2 separate regions of the Homo sapiens genome follow, and region 1 is linked to region 2. A link is a contact called in ENCODE Hi-C or POLR2A ChIA-PET data. All regions are on one chromosome and are shown on one strand. Each heading gives the region's core, a stretch centred on a gene start or an enhancer-like site at or near the end of the contact. The rest is flanking DNA. Distances are from core to core; before and after follow the strand shown.

Region 1 (7,124 bases), core at 1,264-3,763, 480 kb after region 2:
CCAGGAGTTCGAGACCAGCTTGGGCAACATGGTGAAACCCGTCTCTACTGAAAATACAAAAATTAGCTGGCCGTGGTGGTGTGCCTGTAATCCCAGCTACTCAGGAGACTACGACAGGAGAACTGCTTAAACCCGGGAGGTGGAGTTTGCACTGAGCAGAGATCGCGCCACTGCACTCCAACCTGGGTGACAGAGTGAGACCCCCTCTCAAAAAAAAAAGTAAGGCTGGGCACGGTGGCTCACACCAGCACTTTGGGAGGCTGAGGCGGGCGAATCACGAGGTCAGGAGATTGAGACCACCCTGGCTAACATGGTGAAACCCCGTCTGTACTAAAAAAAAAAAAAAAAAAAAAAAGAGCCAGGCGTGGTGGCAGGCGCCTGTAGTCCCAGCTACTCGGGAGGCTGAGGCAGAAGAATGGCGTGAACCCAGGAGGCGGAGCTTGCAGTGAGCCGAGATCGTGCCACTGCACTCCAGCCTGGGCGACAGAGCGAGACCCCGTCTCAAAAAAAAAAAAAAAAAAAAAGTGTAATTTACCCAATGTCACAGGGCTAAGTAACAATGAGGCAGAATTTGAGCCCAGACTGGGTGCCAGGGTCTTGCCATTAGCCAAACATGACATAAACATGATCCATTTTTTATGGAAAATAATGAAATAAAGAAATCTATGTTTTCATTTATATAGAAAACAATTGTAAGGTTGTATATTAACATTTAAACCATGATTATTTCTGGGTGGTGGAACGGTGGGGGGAAATCTTTATTTTCATTTTGCTCTTCTTTATCTACATTTTTTGCAATGATCATGCATTAGTTTTATAATCAGATGCAAATACCAATAAAAAAAAATCCGTGATGGGCAAAATTGCCACACATACTGTACCACAGGGTCACATGAAACTTACAAGGCCAATTTCTTCTGTGATGTCTGACCAACATCCTGACTTTATCTATAAAGATATTCATAGGAATAACTTATGGACACAGAAATGTACTGTGACTGCCACCTTTTACCAACATCTATCAGTGATTCCTAACCTTTTTTAAATCACAGAGCCCTTTGAGAATTTGAAGAAAGGTAAATATCCTCTCTCCAGAAAAATACACATATTCATTCAGATTTGTAGATTTACATTCATTTTCCCATTGAACATTTGCTCTGTAAGCGCAGTTGAATGGTCAAGCGCTGTGCTATGTACTTTAAATAGGTTATCTCCTTGAAAACTCACCTGTGTGAGATAAGAACTATTTTTCAGATTTTTTTTGTCAGCTCCCTGAAATTAAAAGGTTGTAATCCCAATTTACAGATAAGGATTGTGAGGGTCAGATATGTTCAATACCTATCTAATCCAGCCTCAACCCTCACGCAAAGGTGTAAATGTATAAAGTTCCTCCATGTCAACCTTCCAGCCTGATGCCACGCTCATGGGCGAGGTGGGAGAGATCTCAGCGACCTTATGGTCTCTCTAACTCCCTCGAGATACTGCCGAGAAATCCACGACCCCAAAAGGAGAAAAAATGGCACGAATCTTAGTTCCCCATTCCTCCTACCCACCCTAGATGTTCTAACGGTTAGCACCCGGCAGAGGAAGAGCAGAAGTTCACAAGAAGGGTCTGAATAGAACCGGGCAGGGCTACTTTGGGCACACTGCCTATGGGGTGGCCCTGCTCTGCAAGGAGCAGTGAAAAAAGAGAACCGGGCAGGGAGAGAGAGAAAGAGAGAGGAAAGAAGAGAAAGAGAAAGAGAAGGAGAACGAGAGAGAGAGAGAGAGAGAAAGAAACAGGGGCCGCTGGCCGGACTCCCATCCCAGGAAAGGTCACACAGAGAAAGTTTAGGGCTAGTCCTGATTCGGGACAGTTTGCTGGGGATAAAAAAGCAGCAGCAGAGTCGGGTGGGGGAGCTCTCCCTCGGGCTCAACTGTTCCCGTTGAGACTCTCCAGTTCCCCAAACACACCCAAACACATGGAAAAGCAAAGGGAAGGGAGTACCCAATATCTGATACCTGATGCAGGAATCTGGCTCTTCCTGGCAGTCAAGGTTGCACATGAAGCGCTCCCAGTGCAGCCAGCCCATGGTAGGCGTCCTTGCCAATCCATTGTCCAGTGCTCTAGCCCCAGGGATGTCCCAGGAAACGAGGGCCAGGAAGCGAAGCGCAAGCGCGCAGCCCAGATGTAGTTCTGGGTTCCTCAGCTGCATTGTCACGGTGACCGGACAGCATAAATTTCCGCGGGTAACCTGGGCTTTTAAGATTAACCTCAGGGGCGGACCAATCACCGATGACTTATTAAATAATGACGTTATTGTTTCTCTGGCAACTGGGACGGTTATCCCCAGAGGTAGACCAATAATCAGTCACGTAAGACGTTCCGCTAACCAATCACCCTCTTCCTTTCTTGATATTGACCCGCCCTATTTCCATACCAGAAGGAAGTGCGGCACCTTAGTGATCCCGAGTTTAAGCCGAGAGTTGCTCACGTGACCGAGATCTCACATGACGTAGGCGCTCACGTGATTACTCGCTTACGTGAGCAGAAGTAGTTCTGGTCGTCGTCTACCGTCTCGCTATAGCCGTTTGAGGGAAGAAGGAGGAAAATTACCCGGTATCGTTAGAGGTTGGTGTGTGGGTGGGAACTGGGGACCCAGGGGTGGTGATGATGAAGACCAGAGCGGGGTTCGGGGGCCGCCTCCGCCTCTTTCGTTCTCTGCTTTCCCCTCCCCCCTCGCGCTCTCTCCCTCCTCCCCCCCATCTCAGTGCCGGGAAGCCGCCTGTGCTGCGCCTGGTGGGGAAATGGTGGACGCTCATGACTGTGTATGTGTTTTTGTATATCTGTCTGTCTGGGCCGGTCTCGGGGGACCCCTAAGGGTGACCGTAAGGCGAAAAACGTTTGAAAACCACGGCCCTGAGTTAAGAAAAACAGATACTGAAAATAGTGGTCTGAGTGCTGGTCTATCCATTCAGGCACTCAGTCTCCACTGCCTGATTGTCTGTAAGGGGAGGCCCCAAGTGAATTTTATCTGTAGAGTCACATCTAGGCAAATGCGTGCTTGACAAAGGCGCCCAATAAATTACTTTACTGAATAGAGTATTTGAATAATGTTTATTTTTCTGCTGATAACAACAATCTACATATTCAATTTCGAACATTTGAAAAATAACAATATAGTATAAAATTTAAAAATACACATAATTCACCACCCGGAGACGACTGCTCAACCTGATGTCGTTACAGTTTTTTAAAAAATGTGTATAACACACATATAAATACACAAATTCTTAACTCACAAAGAGTCCTGGTTCCCACTTTAGCCAGCAGTCCTGATGGCCTTCCCAGGAGACGCAGTAATGAAGTAGAACCTCTCTGCCCCTACAGAAGGGCTCTTAAGGAATAGAGCGGTGCAGGGAATTAAATGGGACGGGTTATCCCAGGGATAAGGCAAGCAAAAAAAAAAAAAAAAATCCTGCAAAATGAAATAAAAAAACAGCTTGTAAATCTGTCACTGAGACCTTAGGATGGTTAATAGGAAAACTGTTATCACTGCAGATGCAGTGTGCTAGGCACATAATCGGCAATCAGTAAATGTTTGTTAAATCGTTTCCTCAGTGTAGTTTTATGGCCGTTATTACACTTTGTACTTTGTTTCCAAGAGGCCCAGTGCTCCCAGACCATTTCAGATAAACCATCCACATACAAAATTAGAAAATTTTATAAAATTTCCTATACCAAATCCCAGAAATGCAAACATTTTAATTTGTTTTATGTTACTTTTTTTGCTGAAGTAAAAGTAATTATTTCTGTAGAAATTTAAGGCTGCATAAAAAAATTGGAAAAATAACATGGAAAATCCATAAACCTCCCACTCAGAGTAACCACTAATATGTTCTTTCTAACTTAAAAAGAAAAAATCCCAGTACAGCAAATGTAAAGAATTAAAACTGTATAGAAGTATATAGGGTAAAAAGCGAAAAGCCCACTTCACCCCCCCACCCTTCAGTTCTCTCAAAAACAAGTTTGCTTCCAGATCTTTTATTTATTTACATACGTATATACATGCATGCCAATCTTTTACTATAAGTAGGATCATACTATGTATATTCTTTTATTTAATGTATTTTGGAGATCTTTCTGGGTCAAGGCAGATAGATTTTTTTTAAATGGCTGCATTGCATTCCAGTTTAAGGATAAAGTATAATTCATTCAGCCATTCCTCTAATGATGGCTATTTAGGTTTCCAATTTTCTGCCATTACTAACAGTGCTGCAAGGAACATTTGTAAGTATTTCTGTTGACTAGATTCCTGGAAGGATTCTAGCAGTGTCAAAGGGTATGGGAACATGTATTTTGTACACAGTTGATATTGTAAAGCAGTTGTGCTCTTGGGTCACTTACAATTATAGCATAAGTAATTTCTCATGTTATTAAATATTTTTGTAACTTTTAAAATTAAATGCATAATATTCGTTTTCTTAATAAAGTACTTTTCAAAGAATATATAGCTCCATAAATCTGTCTGAATTTCAGATCATCTCCTTAGGGCACATAACTGAAATGTATTTGCTGTCAAAAGGCGTGATACATATTATCAAATTGCTTTCAGGATATAGTGGGGTTTATCAAAAAGGAAATAGTTTATATCAATTATCACTCTTCTGGTAGTGTATTAGTTTGTGAACTGCATAGCACTGATTTACTGTTGCTGTTTAATTTCCATTATCTTGATGGGTGAAAAATAACGATTAGTTCTGATTTTAACTTGCTGGAAGATTGATTAAATTTGAACATTTCCCAGATTCCTCTCCTGTATCCTCCTATACCTGTATTCTCTCATACTTAATCTGTTATCAAGTCCCGCAGATTCCACTTTTTTTGGTATGTGTAGATACATCTTTTCTCCATTTTACTCCTGTTGCCTTAGGCGATTCCTTTAACATATATTTATGAGACAAGTTCTAACTAATCTCCCTAGTTCCACGTCGACCCCCTTCTGTTTGAGTGCCACGCTGTTGCCAGGGTGATCTGTCTGAAAGAGTTTTGGTGAAGTCACCCTACATACTCCCCGGTTTAAAAGTCTTAAAAGGCGCTTAGTGTTTGTATATCAAAGTCTTTGGGATCTGATCTATGCCTTGCCAGTCTTTTCACTTGCTTTTCCCTCTCCTATTTGTGCTTCATCATAATTAAGAAAAAAAAATGTTTATGGATCCCTGGGCAGATTAGTCTGTTTCATTTAACCATTTGGCCTCCAACCAATAGAACTGATCAACTAGTCCCTCTTTGATACTATGCTTACACTCCACTCAGAGGGTCATGGCAAGTATAATGTATATTTGCATTTACATCTTTAATAATGACATTCGGTGCTCCTGTAGGACCATAAGCCCATTCTGGGCTTATTGATTCTTGTATGCCAGAGCCGAATATTGGACATGGCAACTAAAAAATGTTTCTAAAATGAATGTGTGAATTCCCAATAATGTCTTTTTTTCATTTATCTCTGGAGCCCAAATATTTCCCTGATTTTATTGATTTGCATACATTTTTATATAATGAAGATATTATATAAAGAACTTACATAACCTGTGTTTTGTTTGTGTTTTAATTGTTGTTTAATCTTTTGATCTAGTGAAGTTTTTTATGTTTATATATTCAGATATAGCCATCTTTTATTTGTTGACATCTCCCACTGATTTGTTGCTGTTAATTTTTTTTTTTTTTTTTTTTTTTTTTTTGAGACGGAGTTTTGCTCTGGTCGCTGAGGCTGGAGTGCAGTGGCGTGATCTTGGCTCACCTCCACCTCCTGGGTACATAAAAGCGATTTTCCTGCCTCAGCCTCCCGAGTAGCTGGGATTACAGGCACCTGCCACCACGCCCAGCCAATTTTTTGTATTTTTAGTAGAGACGGGGTTTCACCATGTTGACCAGGCTGGTCTCGAACTGCTGACCTCAGGTGATACACCCACCTCAGCCTCCCAAAGTGCTGGGATTACAGGCGTGAGCCACCGCACCCGGCCGATTGCTGTTAATTTTTAATGGTATCTAACACGTAATAGGCATTGAATAAATAACTGCTAAAAAATGAATGAGTTAAAAATTTGGTGAACTCTCTGTTTATACAGACGTCTTACAGAAAAGCTGTCAGCATAATTGAATTTTCTATTAATAGTTTGCTTTTTTCTCTTACTATATCACGAGCATTTTTCCATGACAGTAGTCTTCTTTTTTTTTTTTTCAGCTACACCAAAATTGCATTGAGCCAAACTTGCCACCAAGAGCCCAACAATCACCATGATGCTGAGCACGGAAGGCAGGGAGGGGTTCGTGGTGAAGGTCAGGGGCCTACCCTGGTCCTGCTCAGCCGATGAAGTGATGCGCTTCTTCTCTGATTGCAAGATCCAAAATGGCACATCAGGTATTCGTTTCATCTACACCAGAGAAGGCAGACCAAGTGGTGAAGCATTTGTTGAACTTGAATCTGAAGAGGAAGTGAAATTGGCTTTGAAGAAGGACAGAGAAACCATGGGACACAGATACGTTGAAGTATTCAAGTCTAACAGTGTTGAAATGGATTGGGTGTTGAAGCATACAGGTCCGAATAGCCCTGATACTGCCAACGATGGCTTCGTCCGGCTTAGAGGACTCCCATTTGGCTGTAGCAAGGAAGAGATTGTTCAGTTCTTTTCAGGGTTGGAAATTGTGCCAAATGGGATGACACTGCCAGTGGACTTTCAGGGGCGAAGCACAGGGGAAGCCTTTGTGCAGTTTGCTTCACAGGAGATAGCTGAGAAGGCCTTAAAGAAACACAAGGAAAGAATAGGGCACAGGTACATTGAGATCTTCAAGAGTAGCCGAGCTGAAGTTCGAACCCACTATGATCCCCCTCGAAAGCTCATGGCTATGCAGCGGCCAGGTCCCTATGATAGGCCGGGGGCTGGCAGAGGGTATAATAGCATTGGCAGAGGAGCTGGGTTTGAAAGGATGAGGCGTGGTGCCTATGGTGGAGGGTATGGAGGCTATGATGACTATGGTGGCTATAATGATGGATATGGCTTTGGGTCTGATAGATTTGGAAGAGACCTCAATTACTGTTTTTCAGGAATGTCTGATCATAGATACGGAGATGGTGGGTCCA
Region 2 (7,410 bases), core at 1,998-4,497:
GGATGAATGGTTTATTTGCTCCTGTAGTCACAACTTTAAATTTCTTGGTTTCAAGGTCAAGATGAGGTCTTCCTTTTACAGCTTAACTTCAAAGATTTAGAACCGTAAAGGACCTTTACATCACCCAGTCCAAAGATGCATATAGGCCAGCTGAGTTATATCTGACCAACAGATATGGTTTGGTCCATCCTGTGTTGTTGTTGTTATTGTTTTAGTCAGCTGTGAAAATTTAAAATCATGACATTTCATATAAAAATCCTGTCTTGGGAGCATCTCCCGAAAAGTTAGTGGATCTGGCAATACTGGGTCTGAATTCCAACATGGAAACAATGCGCCAGGGCTCTAGAGGGGCTACCTCCTTCAGGCAGGTCATGAAGATTTCAGATTACCATGGTACTCACTACTCCTCAGTATTTCTCTGAGACTTTGTTTTCATTTATCATCTCACACAAGGCTACTGTTTTTTCTTATACTAGGCCTGCTTCATTCATTTATGATACCTGCCTGGTCCCTGCAAGTGTTTGAGTTTGAGACCCATGATTTAGACTAACCCATTTGCTTTACAGATGAGGGAACTCTATATGCCTTCCTGTGAAGCCATCTTCAGAGATTTTACCAAGAACACACAACCAGTCAATGACAGGGGGAAGACTAGACTCCAAATTTCAGGCCACTGTTTCCATTGATATCCCATATTCTCTCTGATAGAGCCTAATCGATTCCTCCCCACTTAAAAATTTATTGATAAAAAATTTTTTTGGCCTTATTGAGGTATAAGTGACAAATAAAAATTATACATGTGTACAGATATGAAATTTTATAAAGGAGTGAGTTCCATCCTTAATTAGTTTCACAGACTTTTTAGTTGTCTAATGATGAGGTATCTTCCCATTGCAACACTCTGACCCATATTCCTCGGCTGACTGCAGTTGTCTGCCTCTCTTGCAATCAAGACAAACTTGGTCCATTCCTTACTCCTGAACTCATAAGTTTTGCAACATCTCTCTACCTTGAAAACCCCATAGCATCCAGATGAGACTGTTGACACAGGTGCCTATCTCGCTAGGATTAAGTGCATTCTTTCCACTTCAAGGCAATCTGAATGGAAATACTTGATACTATTAAATTGTGCTACTGCATCCACATAGAGAGATGAACTGCCTTCCTTTGCCCCCTCCCAACTTCGTATCTTTATTGCAGAAATATACAAAGAGATAAATAGGAAACTGATAAACCGACAGAGAACTGAACTATATTGGGTTGGGGTACAGATTACCACAGATGGTTTAAAATAGTTTCCAGATGTCACATTACTCTGGAAAATTTGAAAATGGCAGTAGCACCAGCCCAAGCAGCTCAGGGTAAAGAAACTTTTATCCAATTTACAAAGCATCCAAAAGGTAGAGTCAAAATTACACACTCAGACCAGGCGCGGTGGCTCACTTTGGGAGGCTGAGGCAGGAAGATCACTTGAGCCCAGTCTACATAACGAGATCCCGTCTCTACAAAAAAAATTTTTTTTTTTTTGAGATGGAGTCTCACTCTATCGCCCAGGCTGGAGTGCAGTGGCACCGATCTTGGCTCACTGCAACCTCTACCTTCCGGGTTCAAGTGATTCTCCTGCCTCAGCCACCAGAGTAGCTGGGATTACAGATATGCGCCACCACACCCAGCTGATTTTTAGTAGAGACAGGGGTTTCACCATGTTGGCCAGCTGGTCTTGAACTCCTGACCTCAGGTGATCCACCCGCCTCAGCCTCCCAAAGTGCTGGGATTACAGGCATGAGCCACCACACCCGGCCTATAAAAATTTTTTTTTAATTAACCAGGCATGGTGACACATTCCTTTGGTCCCAGCTACTTGGAGGCTGAGGTGGGAGGTTCGCTTGATCCCAGGAGATCAAGGCTGCAGTGAGCCATGATCGCACCACTGCACTGTAGCCTGGGAGGCAGAGCAAGACCTTGTCTCAGAAAAAAAAAATTTTTTAAATAAAATTACACACTCTGCAGCTATGGCCTTCATGCACAGGGTGATCACGTCTTGTTGTTCCCATTCTAGTTTACACAGGCCAAATAGCATCGTTCATTGTTTTGGAACACAAGTACATACCACATGTTCATCATGGTGGCATTTAAGATTTCAGGTAAGTTTTCTGAATGGTAGACAGGGAAGCCGAGAGTGGGAGGAAATGAGAGAATTGATTAGAGCCATAGTATCCATCTTGTAAATCTTTCATCTTTCTCTGCCCAAGTCTGGGGTGGGGTTAGGGGGGTAAGGAAAAGATTTAAAAGTTGCTCACCTGATAACAGGTCCCAAGAGGATTAGATGCATAAATAATGATAGCGGTTTATCTTTGGCTAGATCTCTGTGGACAAAAATGAGGGTCAACTGGACCATAATGGATGAAAACATAAAGAAAGAAAAGGTGTATGTCATCCAGTAAGTTTCACTATTCTTTCGATAGATTCTAACCATGTACAAAGCAGATGCAGCCTCCCCACAGTACAAAAAGGTGGAGAAAAGGATGCTAAATGGAAAAGTAAATCGGGGGTTGGCTCCACGGATGACATCTTCCTCCAGAGATGAAACCGGATCCACATTTGGCTCCTCAGGAATTTCATAAACTCTGTCCATTGTCGAGGTTCTTTCTGAATGTTGTGGTCTTGTGTTCATAGCACCCTCCCACCCATCCCCAAGAGAACCCTATGGCCGCTACAGTCCAAGTATAGGTGAGGAGAGCTCTGTCAAGTCCAGTTTGGGAACAGAGATTCACTAGTTAGAGCAAGAAACCGCTCTCTTCTAGACTCAGATTCGACTTGGAGTCTGGGATGGAAAGCCCAGGAGTACCACTTTGAACTTGACTCTTGATTGGCCCCGATTCCAATCGTCAACATACTTGCTGTGAAACTTGAACAAGACAAAAGCAAGCATCCCAGCGCCCCATCCAGAGTCCAACTCCAGGGACGTGAAGAGTCATGAGAACAGCGGCTTCCGTGGCGGCTCCTTTCGCAGCCCCTCAGGCAGGGTGTAGCCGATCTGTCGGGGGCACCGACACTCAGCAGCTCCTCACAAAGAGTCCTGACCAGTGTGTCCTCTCAAGTCAGCGGAGAGCTGAGCCAGGGCAGAAGAGCGGGCGCAGAAGAAGGAGGGCAGAAGAGGGGATTCAGTTCAGTGCCTAGGTATCCTAGCTATTGCTAGGCTGTAGCTATCAGCTGGCCCGCTCACCTGCGCGCTCTCAGGACCTTTGCCGAGTCCAGGGTTCTCAGGATAGCTCCTCGGATTCCCCCAAGCCCCGCCCCCAAGACCGCCTGGCCCGGGAGTGGAGTATTGTCACCACCCTGTCTCCGAATGCAGTGTTGAGGGACAGAAGCAGAGCGCGCTCGCTCTACAGGATGAAGAAAAGGCTGGAGGGGCTGCTTCTCCTCGGAGAAACTTTGCTAGTGAGAGGCACGATGTGCGGGGCGCCAACCTGGCTGGACGGAGGTCGCCAAACTCTTGGACGCCGTCTGCTGCCAGGGTCCTGCCTGGTCTGCGATTCCAGCTGCGAGAGGTCGGCAGCTTCAAAAACTAAGGCACCGGGACGGCGGGGGCGGGCGAGATGGGCGGGACGGCTGCGGCCAAACAAAACCAGCCGGAGAGTTCCCGGGCAGGCGGCCAGCCGAGGGATGCTCGTTGTGGAGTGGCGGGACAAAAAGGGGCTTGGGCCGCTCTTCAGAAGCACTTCTGACCACCACCTCCAGACCCAGGCAGGAGCCACAGCTTTACTCCTCCCTAGGAGCAGCAGGCCCCCACTTCTACCCCGCCCTCCCTAACTAGTTAAGTGACTTGCTTCAACACTCACTCTACCCACGCTGTTAGGCAGGTGTGTCTCCCTCCGCCGCAGGGTGGAACCTCCCTAGGTCCTATTGCCCTCCAGATAATATCATGAAGGGGGAACCTGGGAGGAATAGGGTCAGAGTTTTCGGCGGAGGGAAGATAGAACAGGATAAAGGTCAAGACTCAAGGTCAGCCCACAGACACTGAAAGCTCATATTTTATGCCTTGATTTCTCCACTTGCAAAATGAGGCCAGGATAGGAGCTTTAGAATGAACTTACAGGTCTTTGGTTGAAAGGTTATGAAGAGGTGCCAAATTCTAAACAGACTGGCAAAGAGCCAAGAGAGAGCTGTTAGTAAAAACTGAGAGGGGTGTCTTAAAGAGCTTTGAAAATTACCTGTATTCTTAAGTGTAATCCTCCCCACCTCACTGAGCTTTTGTTTTCATATCTTCATTTGCATAATTCTAAACCTCAGAGAAAAAGAGAACACATCTGCCTCCTGGTAATAATATAGATGAAGGCCAGGCACAGTGGTTCACGCCTGTAATCCCAGCACTTTGGGAGGCTGAGGCAGGCAGATCACTTGAGGTCAGGAGTTCGAAACCAGCCTGGCCAACGTGGTGAAACCCCATCTCTACTAAAAATACAAAAATCAGCTGGTCGTGGTGGTGCGTGACTGTAATCCCAGCTACTCAGGAGGCTGAGGCAGGAGAAAAACTTGAACCCGGACGGCAGAGGTTGCAGTGAGCTGAGATCACGCCACTGCACTCCAGCCTGGGCAACAGAGCAAGATTACGTCTTAATAATAATAATAATAATAATAATAATAATAATAATAATGATGATTATGTAGCAGAGCCTGTGCCAATCTCCTTTTGCTGCAGGAAGTCAGTAAAACAAATCTATGTGAGGAGTGGCCAAGTAGCAGCCACCAAAATAATGGCCTCCAGGTTGTCCTGTCATTATGTTGTTTTTTGTTTTTTTAAGGTTTCCATGATTGCTGCCTCCTTTCCCCAGGGCTGATTCAGGGACAGATTCAACATCTAAAGGTTGTCACCTTCTGAAGCAGACTCCGCATCTTGGTCTGCACCTATGCTAGCAGCTGGGCTAGGAGGCTGCTCCTTTCTCCTTTCCATTTCATGAAGGAGGTCAACACTATTGAGAACAACTTCAGAGAGTGTTCTTTTTCTTATTAGTTGGGACATTCCAACTGGGACAAGGTTCTCCACCACCAGTATATGGTGCAGAACCTCTTGGGGCTGCTCTAGGTAACTGTTCACAAGGTGAATCTCAGGCAAGGTGACCAATTAATCCCATTTCACTGGGATAGGGTGAGTTGGTCCCCCTAAACATGAGAGAGTCAGCCGGGCGCGGTAGCTCATGCCTGTAATCCCAGCATTTCGGGAGGCCAAGGTGGGTGAATGGCCTGAGATCAGGAGTTTGAGACCAGCCTGACCAACATGGTGAAATCCTGTCTCTACTAAAAATTCAAAAATTAGCTGGGCGTGGTGGTGGGCACCTGTAATCCCAGCTACTCGGGAGGCTGAGGCAGGACAACCCCTTGAACCCAGGAGGCAGAAGTTGCAGTGAGCCAAGATAGCACCATTGCACTCCAGCCTGGGTGACAAGAGTGAAACTCCATCTCAAAAAAATAAAAATTAAAAATAAAAAAAAAAAAAAACATGGGAGAGTAAAGCTAAGAAGAAGAATGTAGAATCCCAACGTTTACCTTTTAGCCTTTCCTCCTTCTTCTCCATGGCCTTGTCTCTCCCCAAATACAAAAATTTACAATGCCTTCCTACTTTGTTCCAAAATGACTCCTTCTGTCTGTCATTCAAGGCTCTATATAATCATCACACTACTTCCCTCTCAGATTTTATTGCCCACACTACTCCTTCCACAAGGCCAGCCAGTTTTCTCACTTCTCCTATTTGCGTTGCTCACTCCCACCTCTGCCTTGTTGATGCGATTTACAACCCCCTTCACCCTTTTCTCCATTAGTCCAAACCATAACTTTCTTTCAAGGGTCAGCCGAAGTGCTCCCACCTCCAAGAAGCCTTCTGTCACCTCCCCAACCCTCATTTTTCTCTCTTCATGCTACTGGCACATGCTCTCTCATACTAGTCCTTCAACTATTTCTGTGTTTGTCCTGCCTCCCCCCAAAAATGTAAAGTTAGTGAGGGAAGGATGCTCAATGACTGTTTATTGTGGCACTTGTTGATGACAATGGTGATTGACAAATGGTGATGATGATGACGCTTCCTCCCCCATACTTCCTCCTTGAAACCATGCAAGACTCAGACACACTCATCTCTAAAAGCTGTGGCCACTGTAGCTGGGGCATAAACTCCTCTGGCTGAATGAGCACTGTCTCATTCAGCCATCAGCTCACAGAGGTTCCCAGACCACATGATCTGTCCCTTCTCAAGGATTTCTATAGCATTCTTTTGTTTATACCAGAGTGTAGCACCAAAATTATTTCAAGTATATTAATTTTTATTCCCCAACTAAATTATCACGGGCTCCTTGAGGGCAGAGCCCTTATTACTGTACTTTTGTTGGACTCCCCCATGACTGGTATAGACCTGTAAAGTTCCTGTCATCTGATCACCCTCACCCACCAACTTCTCTATTTTCAGCCCTAGGATTCTCTGGCGCTTTAGGTCACTAAATCCTCTGGTCTCTTATTTCCCCGTTCCTTTGCCCTGCTGGGAGTAGCTAACTGAGAATTTGCTGTTTCTGTCCAAACACTCTTTGCTCTCTCAGGCCATCTCAAGATTCCAGCTCTTTACTCTTCTTGGGACTAAAGATGCTGGAAATGTTGGCAGTCATAAGGCTGCTGAGGCTCTAGGAACCCCTGTCCCATTAAAAGCACTGATCTCCCACAGACTAGTCATCTGAGGTGACACCTAGGCTGCCTCCTGAATGCCAGGTAGTGTTCAAGCATAAATTTCTCCTCCTGAGAAGCACTAGAATTCTGCAAGAAAGGGGAAGAACAAGATCTGACTCCTTACCACTCTATTTCCAACCACTGACTCAACAGGAACAAAGAGCGCATCTAAAAGCCATGTGGTCTAAAAGCTCTTGGCATCTTTATCAGCATTCAGAATCCCTCTATAAGGCTCAGGGATGGGGTTGAGCTTTCCAAGCCTCTGCAGCCTGAAGACTGCCCAAAAGCCTCCAAGGAATGGATGTGTAAGAGGTGCGTGGCATCCATGAGGAAAGAGGAGAGGAAGGACAGAGATGTGCAGCAAGTGGCTGACAGTCCAGTCACAGAACACTTATTGGTGGGAGGTGATGGGCAAGGCCCAGAGAATCAATAGCCAGAATGGAAGATGGCTTCCCTCTAAAGAATGCTCAGTTTGGGCTGTTAGAATGCTTAAAAGATATCTAGAGGCCAGGCATGGTGGCTCACACCTGTAATCCCAGCGCTTTGGGAGACTGAGGTGGGAGGATTGCTTGAGCCCAGGAGTTTGAGACCAACCTGGGCAACAAAGTGAGACCCTGTCTCTACAAAAAAGTAAAAACAAAATTAGCTGGGCATGGTGACACACACCTGTAGTCCTAGCTACTCTGGAGGCTGAAGTGGGGA

Evidence for each region. Hi-C counts contacts between places; a loop is a spot of excess contacts on that map. ChIA-PET counts read pairs that join two places held with the same protein, here RNA polymerase II (POLR2A). Pooled maps may share reads with other maps.
Region 1: a loop to region 2 is called in a pooled map, with 6 times the contacts of the local background. The contact joins the promoter of HNRNPH2 here to the promoter of XKRX in region 2. A Hi-C loop is called at or near these places in 7 of 50 pooled maps. POLR2A ChIA-PET finds 5 or more read pairs at or near these places in 3 of 52 experiments (WTC11, activated CD8-positive, alpha-beta memory T cell and activated naive CD4-positive, alpha-beta T cell).

Annotation. Positions count from the first base shown.
Region 1 is chrX:101,405,709-101,412,832 of GRCh38, forward strand. It overlaps HNRNPH2 (heterogeneous nuclear ribonucleoprotein H2), which reads left to right and starts at 2,514. Exons shown (of 2, transcript NM_019597.5): 1 at 2,514-2,611; 2 at 6,228-7,124. The coding sequence starts at 6,281. RPL36A-HNRNPH2 (RPL36A-HNRNPH2 readthrough) reads left to right here. Exons shown (of 4, transcript NM_001199974.2): 4 at 6,228-7,124. The coding sequence ends at 6,284. It overlaps GLA (galactosidase alpha), which reads right to left and starts at 2,217. Exons shown (of 7, transcript NM_000169.3): 1 at 2,002-2,217. The coding sequence starts at 2,195.
Region 2 is chrX:100,925,670-100,933,079 of GRCh38, forward strand. XKRX (XK related X-linked) reads right to left here and starts at 3,248. Exons shown (of 3, transcript NM_212559.3): 1 at 2,301-3,248. The coding sequence starts at 2,635. RefSeq lists enhancers at 1,452-2,651, 3,845-3,894.